Regions from separate parts of the Homo sapiens genome. Here region 1 is linked to region 2. A link is an interaction called in ENCODE POLR2A ChIA-PET data of the cell type or tissue named here. Cell type or tissue: GM12878. All regions are shown on one strand. Links, peaks and the distances in the headings refer to the core of each region. The heading gives the core; the rest is flanking DNA.

Region 1 (6,225 bases), core at 659-5,658, 510 kb after region 2:
GCTGGGTGCAGTGGCTCACGACCGTAATCCCAGCACTTTGGGAGGCTGAGGTGGGAGGATCGCTTGAGGCCAGGAGTTCGAGACCAGCCTGGGTGAGATAAGAAGACTCCCTCAAGCCTCTACAAAATATATATATTATATATTATATAATATATATTATATATAATATATATTATATAATATATATTATATATAAAATATATATAATATATATTATATAATATATAATATATATAAAATATATTATATAATATATAATATATAAAAAATATATAATATATATAATATATATAATATACAATATATATAATACACACACACACACACACACACACACACATATTTTCTGAGATGGCGTCTCACCCTGTCGCCCAGGCTGGAGTACAGTGGCATGATGAGCTCGGCTCACTGCAGCCTCCGCTTACTGGATTCAAGCGATTTTCCTGCCTCAGCCTCCCGAGTAGCTGGGACTACAAGGCATGCGCCACCACGCCTGGCTAATTTTTGTATTTTTAGTAGAGTCAGGAGTTGGGGTTTTGCCATGTTGGCCAGGCAGTCTCGAATTTCTGGCCTCAAGTTATCTGCATGCCTCAGCCTCCCAAAGTGCTGGGGTTACAGGCATGAGCCATGGTGCCCGGCAAATTTTTTTTTTAATTAGCTGGGCATGTGGGACACACCTGTAGTCCTAGCTACTCAGGAGGCTGAGGCAGGAGGATCACTTCCGCCTAGGAGTTTGAGGTTACAGTGAACTATGTTCATGTTACTGCACTCCAGCCTGGGTGACAGAGTAAGACCCTGTCTCTAAAAAAATACAATAAATAAATAAACTACATGTTTATTTGAGAGGCAGAAGGGAGAGTGTTGACAGAAATAATGGGTGTAAATGCCCCACAAGCTATACCCTTGGGAATTTTTTCAGTAATTCTCAGGGTCAGAAGCTGCAGAAATGTAAAGTAAAATGAGATTGTTGCAATATGAGGCCTTAAGGAGAATCCACTGGACAGAGACAGGAGGATGTAAGGCCTGTCTCTTTCAAACCCTGACATAGTAGTCAAAAAACATGTTACCCTGGACTCGGAAGAAACACAATCTAGGTCATGAATTTCCACCGTGGCATCTTGGGAGAAATATGCCTGGTACTATGTCGATCTGAAGAAAATGCCAAGACAGTTGGGAGGCCCGAAAGCCTGTTGAGTTAGGAAGAGTTCAGTGGAAGCCTAACTGTAATAGAAGTGTGCAGCCTGTCTTGGTGAATGTTGGGCTGCGTTGGGCTCCTTCTGGGAGTCACTGCTTCCATCTTTTCTTCTGCAGTGTCCTTTTCTCTGCCAGCTTGTTCTTCCCATCCTTGTCAGGCAGCGAGTGGCATGCCTGGGCGTCAGGCACAGATGGAGCTGGAGCTCTTGCTGTGGGCCAGAAATAGCTTTGCAAATATCTGGCTGTGGGGGCATTATGTTTTCGTCCCCTTCCCTTCCTGTCCCCTCACTTCAATTTCTTGTGATTTCTGTGTCCACAGAAATCACAAGATGAGCGACTGGTCATTCCTGGGCTGGCTCCTGACCCGAGTGCAGAACGATTCCACCGTGGTTGGCAAGGTATGGCTCACTGTCCTGGTCTTACACATCCTGCTTGTCGCCCTGCTGGGAAGTGCTGTCTGTGGGATGAGCACTGCAAGTTCATCTGCAATACCCTGCGGCCTGGCTGCACCAATGACCACTTCTCCCACTTCCGCTGGGGCTTTCCAGATTGTGCTGGTGGCCGTACCCTCCATCTTCTTTGTTGTCTGTGTGCTGCACTAGATGGTGAATGGGAGACAGTGGATGTGGAGAGGGGGTACCTGCTGGAAACCGTGCAAGAGCTGGCAGCTGGAGGGGCTCTCCCTGGACCCAGGCTGGGGCCCCTTGGGGCTTCTTTCTTTCTAGAGGGGCAGCTCTTAGTAGGAGAGGAGGTTTTTCCCCAAATGCCTTGGGGCTGCCACCTGGTACCCCAGCCTGCAGTCATACAGGGTCCTGGCTGTCTGCACTGCCCACGTGGTGCTGCGGGCCTGCATGGAGCTGGCCTTCCTGGTGGGGTCTACTCTCTGGGTGTGATATGCCATGGTTGCTTCACTGCCACTCCTCCCCTGTCCCTCCAGTCCTGACTGCTTTGTGTCCAGAGCCATGAGGAAGAAAATCTTCCTGAACTTCATGTGCAGGTGGGGTTGGGCTGCTTCCTCCTGAACCCGATGGAGTTGTGCTACCTGGGCTGGGTCTTCCCTTGCCAGGCACGCTCTGTGGCCTGCACCAGCTAGTGCTACTTCTGCTCCACTGTGATGAGGAAGGACCGTGCTCCAGGTGCCCTCCTGCTGGTGAGTGCCCCAGCAGTGCAGGCCCCAGCACCGCACGCCCCATGCTCACTGCCCGGTGGTGACAAGCAGCTGGCTTAGGGTAGCAGCAGAGACCTGACACTCCCCCCCAGCAATGCCACTCAGCAAAAAAATCCTGCCATCCTGCTTGGTCTTTGAGGGTGGGGAATGTGGAGTGGGAGTGGAAAACCCTGCTTCTTTCTGAAGATGTTACCTCAACAGACACAGTTTAGTGAAGTGATGAAGAGTGAGGCCTCTGGAACCCAGGTTCAAATCCCAGCTCTGCCATTTACCAGTGGTGTAACCTCAGACAAATTGCTTAACTTCTCTGTACCCCAGTTTCTCTAACTGAAAAACGGAAATCATAATAGATCCTCACTCCTACTTCATAGGAATGCTGTGAGGGTGAAATGAGTTTATACATGTAAAGTGCTTATAGATAGTAGCTGGTAACAAACGTTAGCCATTTGTATTAACCTCAGCTGCCTACAGCGTTGCTTTTGCTTGCCTAGCTTCCTGGGCCACCCACAATTGTGGAATCTATTGTCAATTCCTCCCTCAGTTGCTCTTACGGCTGTTGGAAGCCAAGTCCCCACACATTCTTCCTTGTAAGTCTCTCCTACACCTGTCCCCTCTGTTGGGTCCCCAAGTCATCTTCCTTGTTCAAGTTTGTATTTTCGGCCCCCTGCACTGCTGTTGCTGAACCTGCCAGGCACCTCTCTGCCTGCACTGCCCTTTCCTCTATTCCAACATACACCTGCCTCGCTGTGGAATCTCCTTGAATTAATCACTTAAAGTTCCTATGCCTGGAAACCAGCATCTTCCATGAGCCAGCCTGGACCTCCTTTTCTAGCCGGATCACCTACTTTTTCCAAAGAAGCCCTCCATTCTAGCCACACCAGGAGCTGTGCCTGGGGCTCCCTCCCCTACCTCCCACCCTTTGCTTGTGTTCCCTCCCGGGGACCTCTGACGTGGGAGGCTTCAGGACTAAGTTCGAATCCTGCCCCGCCACTCGGTGGTTGTGTGAGCTTGCGTAAGCTACTTGGTCTTCTGGTGATCAGTTTCCTGCTGTGTCAGAAGAGACTAATCATACTTTCTTCACAGGGTCATTGTGAGGATTAAACAAGATACTCTGAGTAAAGTGCAAGGCACACAATGTTCATCAATGAGTAGTAGATGCCATGATTATCACCTACATTCTACTATTATTGCTCAGATACTACCTTTTTTCTGTGCAACGTTCCTTGACCACTGCTCTGATTTTTTTCCTCTGTGCCTCCAAGGCAATTTCACTTAACAATTAGTCACGCAGTATTTTGTGACTTCCCCTTTACTGTGGTCTTCAGCAGTTATTTAAATCCCATCCTGCTGTGTAACTTTGCACATGTCTCTCATTGGTCTTTCATCTCAGTTGCAAGGAGGGGTGGTGACGATGTGCTTTGCAGGAAGAGGACACAAGCTTCTGCTCCCAGCTTAGCACTTTGCGTGGAATAGGAGCTCAACTCATATATGCCGATTTAATTAATTTTGAAATCTTTAGGCTACAATTAGAACTGAGTCCAGACTGAGCTGTACTTGAGGCATGTCAGAAAAGCAGAGTGACAGACATTCCTCCAGTGTCTTCCACAACTTGGGCCGATTTCTAACAATCCTTTAACAACTAAAAAAGTTCCTTGCAGGGTCTAATTTCAGTCCTGCTTGCTGCAATTGAAGCTGCTTTTCAGCCTCAGATTATTGATGTCTAGGTCCTAAAAAGTGTGTGTGGCGGGGGCGGCAGGCGCAGTGGCTCACGCCTGTAATCCCAGCATTTTGGGAGGCCAAGGCGGGCAGTTGCCTGAAGTTGGGAGTTCGAGACCAAGCTGGCTAACATGGTGAAACCCCGTCTCTACTAAAAATAAAAAAATTAGCCAGGCATGGTGGTGCACGCCTGTAGTCTCTGCTACTCAGGAGGCTGAGGCAGGAGAATCACTTGAATCCAGGAGGCGGAGGTTGCAGTGAGCCGAGATCACACCTCTGAACTCCAGCTTGGGAGACACAGCAAGACTCCATCTCAAAAAAAAAAAAAAAAGTGAGGGGGACAATATCTAGGATAATTGGAGATGTCAACCTCCTGTGACCCAGCAATTCTATTCCTAAATATATGCACCAGAAAATATCTTGCACAGTGAGCACCTGAAGATATGTCTCACAATGTTCATAGCAGCATTATTTTGCAAATAGCAAAAACCAGAAACAACCATGAATATTTATCAACAGAATAGACAGACTGTGTTATATTCACATCATGGAATATTATACAACAGTGAAATGAATAAATTAGAGCTAATCATATTAATAGGAATCTTTCTTCTTTATTTTGTTATTCTTTTTTTAAAAATAATAGGAATCTTTCAATGATGAGCAAAAAGAGCAAGTTTCAGAAGAGTAATGACAGTGTGGTATTATTTTTACAAACTAGGTAAAATAATATTTTATATTGTTTGAGGATATATGCTATGTAATAAAAGCGTATGGAAGTGCATGGAAATAACAAACATCCAATTCAGAATAGTGGTTGCCCCTGGGAAGGGGGAGGATAATGCAGGGTGGTACTGAGTGTTCAAACTGAGTTTGAGTAATTCTTTCTTTCTTTCTTTACCTCCCTCCCTCTTTCCCTCCCTCCCTTCCTTCCTTCCTTCCTTTCTTCCTTCCTTTGTTCCTTTTCTTGGGATGGAGTTTCGCTCTTGTTGCCTAGGCTGGAGTGCAATGGTGCGATCTCAGCTCACCGCAACCTCCGCCTCCTGGGTTCAATCGATTCTCCTGCCTCAGCCTCCCAAGTAGCTGGAATTACAGGCATGCGCCACCAAGCCAGCTAATTTTGTATTTCTAGTAGAGACAGGGTTTCTCCATGTTGGCCAGGCTGGTCTTGAACTCCTGACCTCAAGTGATCTGCCCGTCTCGGCCTCCCAAAGTGCTGGGATTACAGACGTGAGCTACTGCACCCAGCTATTGTTTAATTTTTTAATTTTTTGTAGAGATGGGGTCTCCCCATGTGCCCAGGCTCATCTTGAACTCCTGAGATCAAGTGATCCTCCTGCCTTGGCCTCCTAAAGTGCTGGGATTATAGGTGTGAGCTACCGCACCCAGCCCAGATAGATTTCTATGTAGAGCCATTTTCCAAGGAAAGAATAATGGAGACATAACCTGGTTTTGTTCATTCTGTCTCTGCTGGGAGGATTATAGCCCCCCTCTATAAGTGGGAACTCTGAGCTGGAGACAGGTGACAGGATTTGCTGGATGCTATGTGGGAAATCAGGAGACCCTGCTGGTTACTCTTTCTTTGGAACAAACTGGATTTGTGGAAATTACTTGTGGTTTTAGAGCCATTGAGACTTGAGTTTTAATCCTGCTTCTGACATTATCTATAATAGCTGTGTGGTCTTGGCCAATCTCTGACCTTTTAAAGCCTCAGTTCCTCATTTAAATAGGAAAATAACAACATGGAGTTTGCAGAGTTGTTGGAAGGATTAAAATGGGAGTGGTCCACCTTGCTCTGGTTTGGTACATGGTGGAAATATAGCTCAGGTCCTTTTTCCCATGCTCATAATCAGCTAGTCAGTGACCTTCTCCTGGGCCCCATCTGTTCTCAGGGAATTTAGCCAGCTCTTCTCCGTGACTATAATCAGGGCTCTTGACCGAAGGGAAAGCCACTTTCCATGTAATTTTGACATCTTGTGCCATGGAAATAATTAATACATTTATTGTCTTAATACATCTATTAATTAAGCAAATAACTACTGGTCAGTATAATATGGTAATCAAACTTTAGGCTTCAGGGTCAGAGATCTGAGTGCTAGTCTTGGCTATGCAATTACTAGCTGTGTGACCTGGGCAAGTTACTTCTA
Region 2 (6,225 bases), core at 741-5,740:
GCCACTGTCATTCCCAACAGATATTACAACTTGCTCTACTGTCCAGCCCAGCTGGATTCATCTCAGACATGTTCTTTATTCCCCTCAGTGTAGTCTTTCTGTTTATGGCCTTGTTGGGGAAGTGGTGGGGAAAATGAGAAGAGTTGGAATCCGAATGGATTTCAGTTCTTTTCTCTCACTCCTGTACTCTACATTTTTTTTTTGAAATGGAGTTTCGCTCTGTTTCCCAGGCTGGAGTGCAGTGGCGTGATCTCAGCTCACTGCAAACTCCACCTCCAGAGTTCAAGCAATTCTCTTGCCTCAGCCTCCCAAGTAGCTGGGATTATAAGCGTGTGCCACCACACCTGGCTAATTTTTGTATTTTTAGTAGAGACGGAGTTTTGCCATGATGGCCAGGCTGGTTTTGAACTCCTGGCCTCAAGTGATCCACCCTCCTTGGCCTCCCAAAGTGCTGGGATTACAGGCATGAGCCACCACACTCAGCCCCTGTACTCTACTTTTAAATTCTATTCTGTTGAAAAGGTGTGTAGGTAAGACATTGTATTTCGTCCGCCATAAACTATATCATAAAGCGAAAACAACATGGTAGAGCATGATTTGGAGCATAAGCTTTCAAGTCAAATCTTGGTTTGAATCCTTGCTCTGAGGCTTACTAGCTGTATAGATTTTAGGCAAGTAACTTATGATCTCTGAGCCCTCAGTCTCTTACATGTATATTGGGGGTAAAAATAGTACCTACTTCATAGAATTGTTAGGAAGGTTAAATAAAGTAATGTAAAATGCACCTAGCATACAGTAGATATCTAGTTGAGTTAGCTATTATTAGCTCTCTCTCTCTCTCTCTCTCTCTCTCTCTCTCTCTCTATATATATATATATATATATATTTCTTAACTAGGGATGACTTTCCCCTTATTGAGCAAGCAATCTATGGCAAAGAGAAGCATAGATGTTTTTAAGTTATAAAGACTCTGGAGAACTTCACTGTCAGGAGTGCTCTATTAGAAAGGTGATTCTGTCATTTTTGTATCAAGCAGCTAATTATTCTCTTTAGATCAAGAAAATAGTATTTTCTTTATCTCATTCATTCCTTACTGTGGGGCTTCTTAAGTCCTTCGGGGTTATATTTAACTTAGGTATCTGTAATCACATACAAATGACTTCATAGAGTTTACTGCAGTTCTGTTTCTGTGCCAGACTCTACAGAACTAGTCAATTCAGAAACATGAAAAAGTTTTCACCTGCCTTTCTAAAGAACCGGTTTTTTTGTTTGTTTTTTTTTTTTTTTTTTGAAGCAGAGTTCCCCTCTGTCGTCCAGGCTGGAGTGCAGTGGCACAATCTCGGCTCACTGCAACCTCCGCCTCCCAGGTTCCAGTGATTCTCTTGCCTCAGCCTCCCTAGCAGCTGGGATTACAGGCACCCGCCACCACGCCTGGCTAATTTTTTTGTATTTTTAGTCGAGATGGGGTTTCGCCATGTTGGCCAGGCTGATCTCGAACTCCTGACCTCAGGTGATCTGCCCGCCTTGGCCTCCCAAAGTGTTGGGATTACAGGTGTGAGCCACCACGCCTAGCAAGAACAGACTTTTTAATTAGACAATTGACAACTCCTTGTCAATTGAATTTTTAAGCAGCTGTTTCAGGAAGACATATTTACATAATAAATCTTTTACTATTCTGGCAAGATATACCAACCTTTTATCTTACACAAAAGTATATGTGATTAAATTTACATATAATTTTCTTCATATGCAAATAAAGCATTTAATTTTCAAGTGGAATTTTATCTACCTAAACTCTGGTGGTGGTTATAAATTTTGTTTTATCACTTCCATGCTATGAATTTTTTTCTGTTATGATAAGAGATTTTTGTAATCAGCCACACGCTTATTTCTGGTCCCCTTGTGACCAACAGAATGTCACTTTTTTGATAACTGAGGGGTCATAACCTGGGGCCATGGAATAAAGAGGATTGATTGTACCATCCAGATTATCTGCCACGAGTCTCTGGGAGCCTGTATCGCGCCTATTATAATAGTATTTAATAGTAGTCTCGGGTTGGGCATGGTGGCTTACACCTGTAATCCCAGCACTTTGGGAGGCCAAGGCGGGCGGATCACTTAAGATCAGGAGTTCCAGACCAGCCTGGGCAACATGGTGAAACCCCGTCTCCACTAAAAATACAAAAATTAGCCAGGTATGGTGACGTATGCCCATAGTCCCAGCTGTTCGCGAGGCTGAGGCACGAGAATCGTTTGAGCCCAGGAGGCAGAGGTTGCAGTGAGCCAAGATCTCACCATTGCACTCCAGCCTGGGCAAGAGAGCAAGACTCCATCTCAAAAAAAAAAAAAAATAGTAGTCTGTTGGCCTACCTTGTACAATTTGTTCCATCAGAAAAGTTTATTGACATTTGTGTTTCAAATAGGAAAGCCTCTTTTCTCTTATATGTGAATTTGTGATATTTATACTATATGTGAGTTTGACTCCTGGCCTTTCTTTTATAATCAGGAGTTTCTGGAGTCCAGGTGGCTTTGAACTAACCAACAGCCCTTGTCCAGCTCCTTAACCCTTACTTTGAGAAAGCCCTGCATTCATTTTAAATAACACATTTAGATATGCTTTAAAGCAAGAATGTACTTACATATACTTTAAAGCATAAGCAACAAATGTATCTATAAAAAAACAGTATTGCTGAACTCCAAAAACCAGGAAGTTCTTTTTTTTTTTTTGAGGCGGAGTGTCGCTCTGTCGCCCAGGCGGGAGTGCAGTGGCGCAATCTCGGCTCACTGCAAGCTCCGCCTCCCGGGTTCACGCCATTCTCCTGCCTCAGCCCCCGAGTAGCTGGGACTACAAGCGCCCGCCACCACGCCTGGCTAATTTTTTTGTATTTTTAGTAGAGACGGGGTTTCACCGTGTTAGCCAGGATGGTCTCGATCTCCTGACCTCGTGATCCGCCCGCCTAGGCCTCCCAAAGTGCTGGGATTACAAGCGTGAGCCACTGCGCCCGGCCAGGAAGTTCTTAAAATAGTGTTTGTCAAAGAGAAACTACCTATCTCACAAAAGGAGTGACTGAAGTATGTTCAGTTGTTTTAAACTCTTCAACAAATATACACACTTCTTTTGTAGATGTAGCGAACTGCTTTGTTTACTGGAACCCACAGTGTCCAAAGCTGTTACTTTGCCTGGTGAATAGGTAGAATATTTAGCCTTTATTTTTAAAATATTTTCATTTAGTAAAGCAGCAGTTGCTGTGTTGGCAAAAGTGTGAATTTCATTTCCTGTCTGTGGTGTGGCCCACTCATCCTGTCACTCAGACATTTTGTTTTAGGTTGTTCCCGTAATGTGAGTGGAACAGAGTGACCCACAGTAGGGTGGCATGTGAACACCACGGTTGTAACAAGAGAGAAGGCTTGTGCAACAGACCACAAGAGAGTAATGCTTTATTTAAAGATGAAAACAAAATAAAATCAAGGCACCACCACCCCCAGCCAGCATGCAGATTTTTAAAGTGACATCTGTGGATTCTTTTGTTTTTAGAAGGTGTGTTTCAGTCTATTTGGCAGGTTACCTCAAAGGTTTTATTAGCTTCATGGACTTTATTAAAGGATAAAATTGAATCAATGTCTGATAACATTATAGAGGTGATTTAACTTCATTTGCTAATCTATCATCAAACATCTTAAAGTCCATTAATCTGCCACATATATTGAGTTATATAATTTATTACTTTTACATGTGAGACTTGTCCTAAATTACAATTTCTGCTACAGTGACAGGACAGACATACAGTGTGGAAAAAACTGGGATAAATTCATTCATCCATCACCTATTGTTCAAGCAGCTAATACGTGCCTTAGACTATTTCCAGTGCTGCAGCTACAGTGATGCACAAAATTAAGTCCTTGCCCTCTTGGAGCTTATATTCTACTATAGGAAGGTAACCACAACAGGTATACACCTAAATAAATATAATTTTAGTTTATGATAAATATTCTGAAGGAAACAAAACAGAACAACAGGATAGAGTATGATTGGAATTGGGGGAAGGAGCAGTGATATGTAAGCTGAGACTTACATAATGATAGGCCACAAGAAAAGTATTCCAAGTAGGGAACAGAAAGCACAAAGTCCCTCAAACATCGAAGAAACAGAAAGAAGAATCATAGATCATGGTAAACAAAAGGGGAGATGATACAAGATCAGAGGAGTAGTCCTGTAGGATGTTACAGGTCCTTGAAGACCAAGCTAAAGACTGGTTTTTTTATTTACAAGTACAAAAGGAAGCATTTGGAGGGTTTTAAGCAGGGAAGTGACACTGTACAATCGATGTTTTTTAAGTCACTCTGGTTGCTATTTGGTGAGTAGATAGATAATCGAGGGCAGAAGTGGTTGCAGATAGACCTGTTAAGAAGTTTTTTTTTGATACAGCACCTGGGGTTTGTTTCACTTTAGGGGCAAGGTAAAATGGGTGAGGATGTAGAAGAAACAAAATTTGCCACAAATTAAAGCTCAAATGTGATGGGAACATGGGGGCTTACTTATCATAGTTATTCCCTCTACTTTTGTGTATGTTTGAAATTTTCTATAATAAAAGGCTTAAGAAAAACTTTTTAAATAGTGGTCCAAGTAAGGAATGCTGGTGCCATGGACCAGTGTGATAGTGGTGATAGGGATAAGTGGGCAGGTTCAAGATATATTTGAAAGTAAAGCTCACAGGACTTGCTAATGGATTAGATATATATTATAGGAAGGAAAGACACTAAGGATGACTATTAGGTGTTTTGCCTAAACAACTGGGAGAATGAGGCTGGAGAACGAGGCCAGAGATTGACTTGAGGGTGGGGGAACTCAAGAATTTAGTTTTGGCAACGTCAATTTAACATTGCCAGTTAAGATTTCCAAGTGGAAATACTGAGTAGACAATGTCATTTACAGTCTGCTAGCTAACCTTTAATAGCAGTACTGTACTCAAAAGCAATTTAGAATCCTCTATTAGGTATTTCTAAACTTGGCTATTTGTGAGTTAAGTTCTGTCCTTTCAGATTCTGTGAGAAACTTGATGGATAACTTGAAAGGCTTATTTAGTTTATTGATATGAAATAATTTAGATTTATTTTCTGGTTGTTTGTGGGTATCCACTAGTTTTTGTGTTTTGCTTTTTTTTTTTTTTTTTTTTTAAGAGACAGAGTCTTGCTCTGTCGCCCCAGCTGGAGTACAATGGCGCCATCATAACTCACTATAATCTCGAACTCCTAGGCTCAAGTGATCCTCCCACCTCACCCTCCTGAATAGCTAGGACTACAGGCATGTGATACCACCCCCAGCTATTTTTAAAATATTTTTTCAGAGATGGAGTCTCACTGTGTTGCCTAGCCTGGTCTCAAACTCCAAGACTCAAGCAATCCTCTTGGCTTGGCCTCCCAAAGCACTGGGATTACAGGCATGAACCACTGTGACCAGACCAGTAATTGTATTTTGAATAGTTACTATCCTCAGCAGTAATTCTCCACCTATATTATCATCTTGTGAATGACAAACTCAAGTAGGTTAAACACACTTCCTGCCTACTACTTTTCACTGAGTATGGGGATACAAGTTGGCAGTAGTAAAATTTTGAGGTAACATTTTACTGTTGTGTATATTTTAAACAAATTTTTTTTGCAAACTTTGGACCTATTACTAGTAGCTAAATATTGTAACATACTTCACATCTGATCAGGACGGTATTGAAACATCATTACTGATAACCTTCTACTAATCTACTTATAATAACTAATATTTATTAAGGGCTTTTTACTGTATGCTAGGCACCACTTTAAGAAGCTCTGTTCTCATTGGCTCTTTACAACAACTTCATTTTATTATCCCTGTTTTACAGATAAGGAAATTTAGGCCTACTCTATTAGGAAGAAGTAAAGCCAGGATTCAAACTCAGGCATTCTGGTTTCAGAGCCTGCGCTCTTAACTGCTGCCATGTAATGTATATAGAATATTGTAAGTTTTGGCTGGGCGCAGTGGCTCACATCTGTAGTCCTAGCACTTTGGGAGGCCGAGGCTGGTGGATCACATGACATCAGGAGTTCAAAACCAGCCTGGCCAACGTGGTAAAACCCCATCTCTATTAAAAATACAAAAATTAGCTGGTCGTGGTGGCTCGCTCCTGTAATCCCAGCTACTCAGGAGGCTGAGGCAGGAGAATTACTTGAACCTGGGAGGCGGAGGTTGTT

Evidence for each region. Peaks named below come from ENCODE experiments on the same cell type or tissue, not always from the same donor. Only the 100,000 strongest peaks of a DNase experiment are listed, where the experiment ranks them.
Region 1: POLR2A ChIA-PET joins it to region 2 with 5 read pairs; 2 of 35 experiments call an interaction of 5 or more read pairs at or near these places.

Annotation. Positions count from the first base shown.
Region 1 is chr17:29,193,088-29,199,312 of GRCh38, reverse strand. It overlaps the pseudogene LOC100421028. Among named protein-coding and RNA genes, the nearest start is that of MYO18A, 16 kb to the right of the region's middle. In GM12878, for the core only: no CTCF peak of the experiment used is centred there; a DNase peak (open chromatin) is centred at 3,702; H3K4me3 peaks cover 465 bases; H3K27ac peaks cover 268 bases.
Region 2 is chr17:29,703,655-29,709,879 of GRCh38, reverse strand. All of the region lies in intron 3 of SSH2 (slingshot protein phosphatase 2), which reads left to right. Among named protein-coding and RNA genes, the nearest start is that of SSH2-AS1, 67 kb to the right of the region's middle. RefSeq lists an enhancer at 3,022-3,211. In GM12878, for the core only: no CTCF peak of the experiment used is centred there; DNase peaks (open chromatin) are centred at 2,652 and 3,209; H3K4me3 peaks cover 1,887 bases; H3K27ac peaks cover 3,986 bases.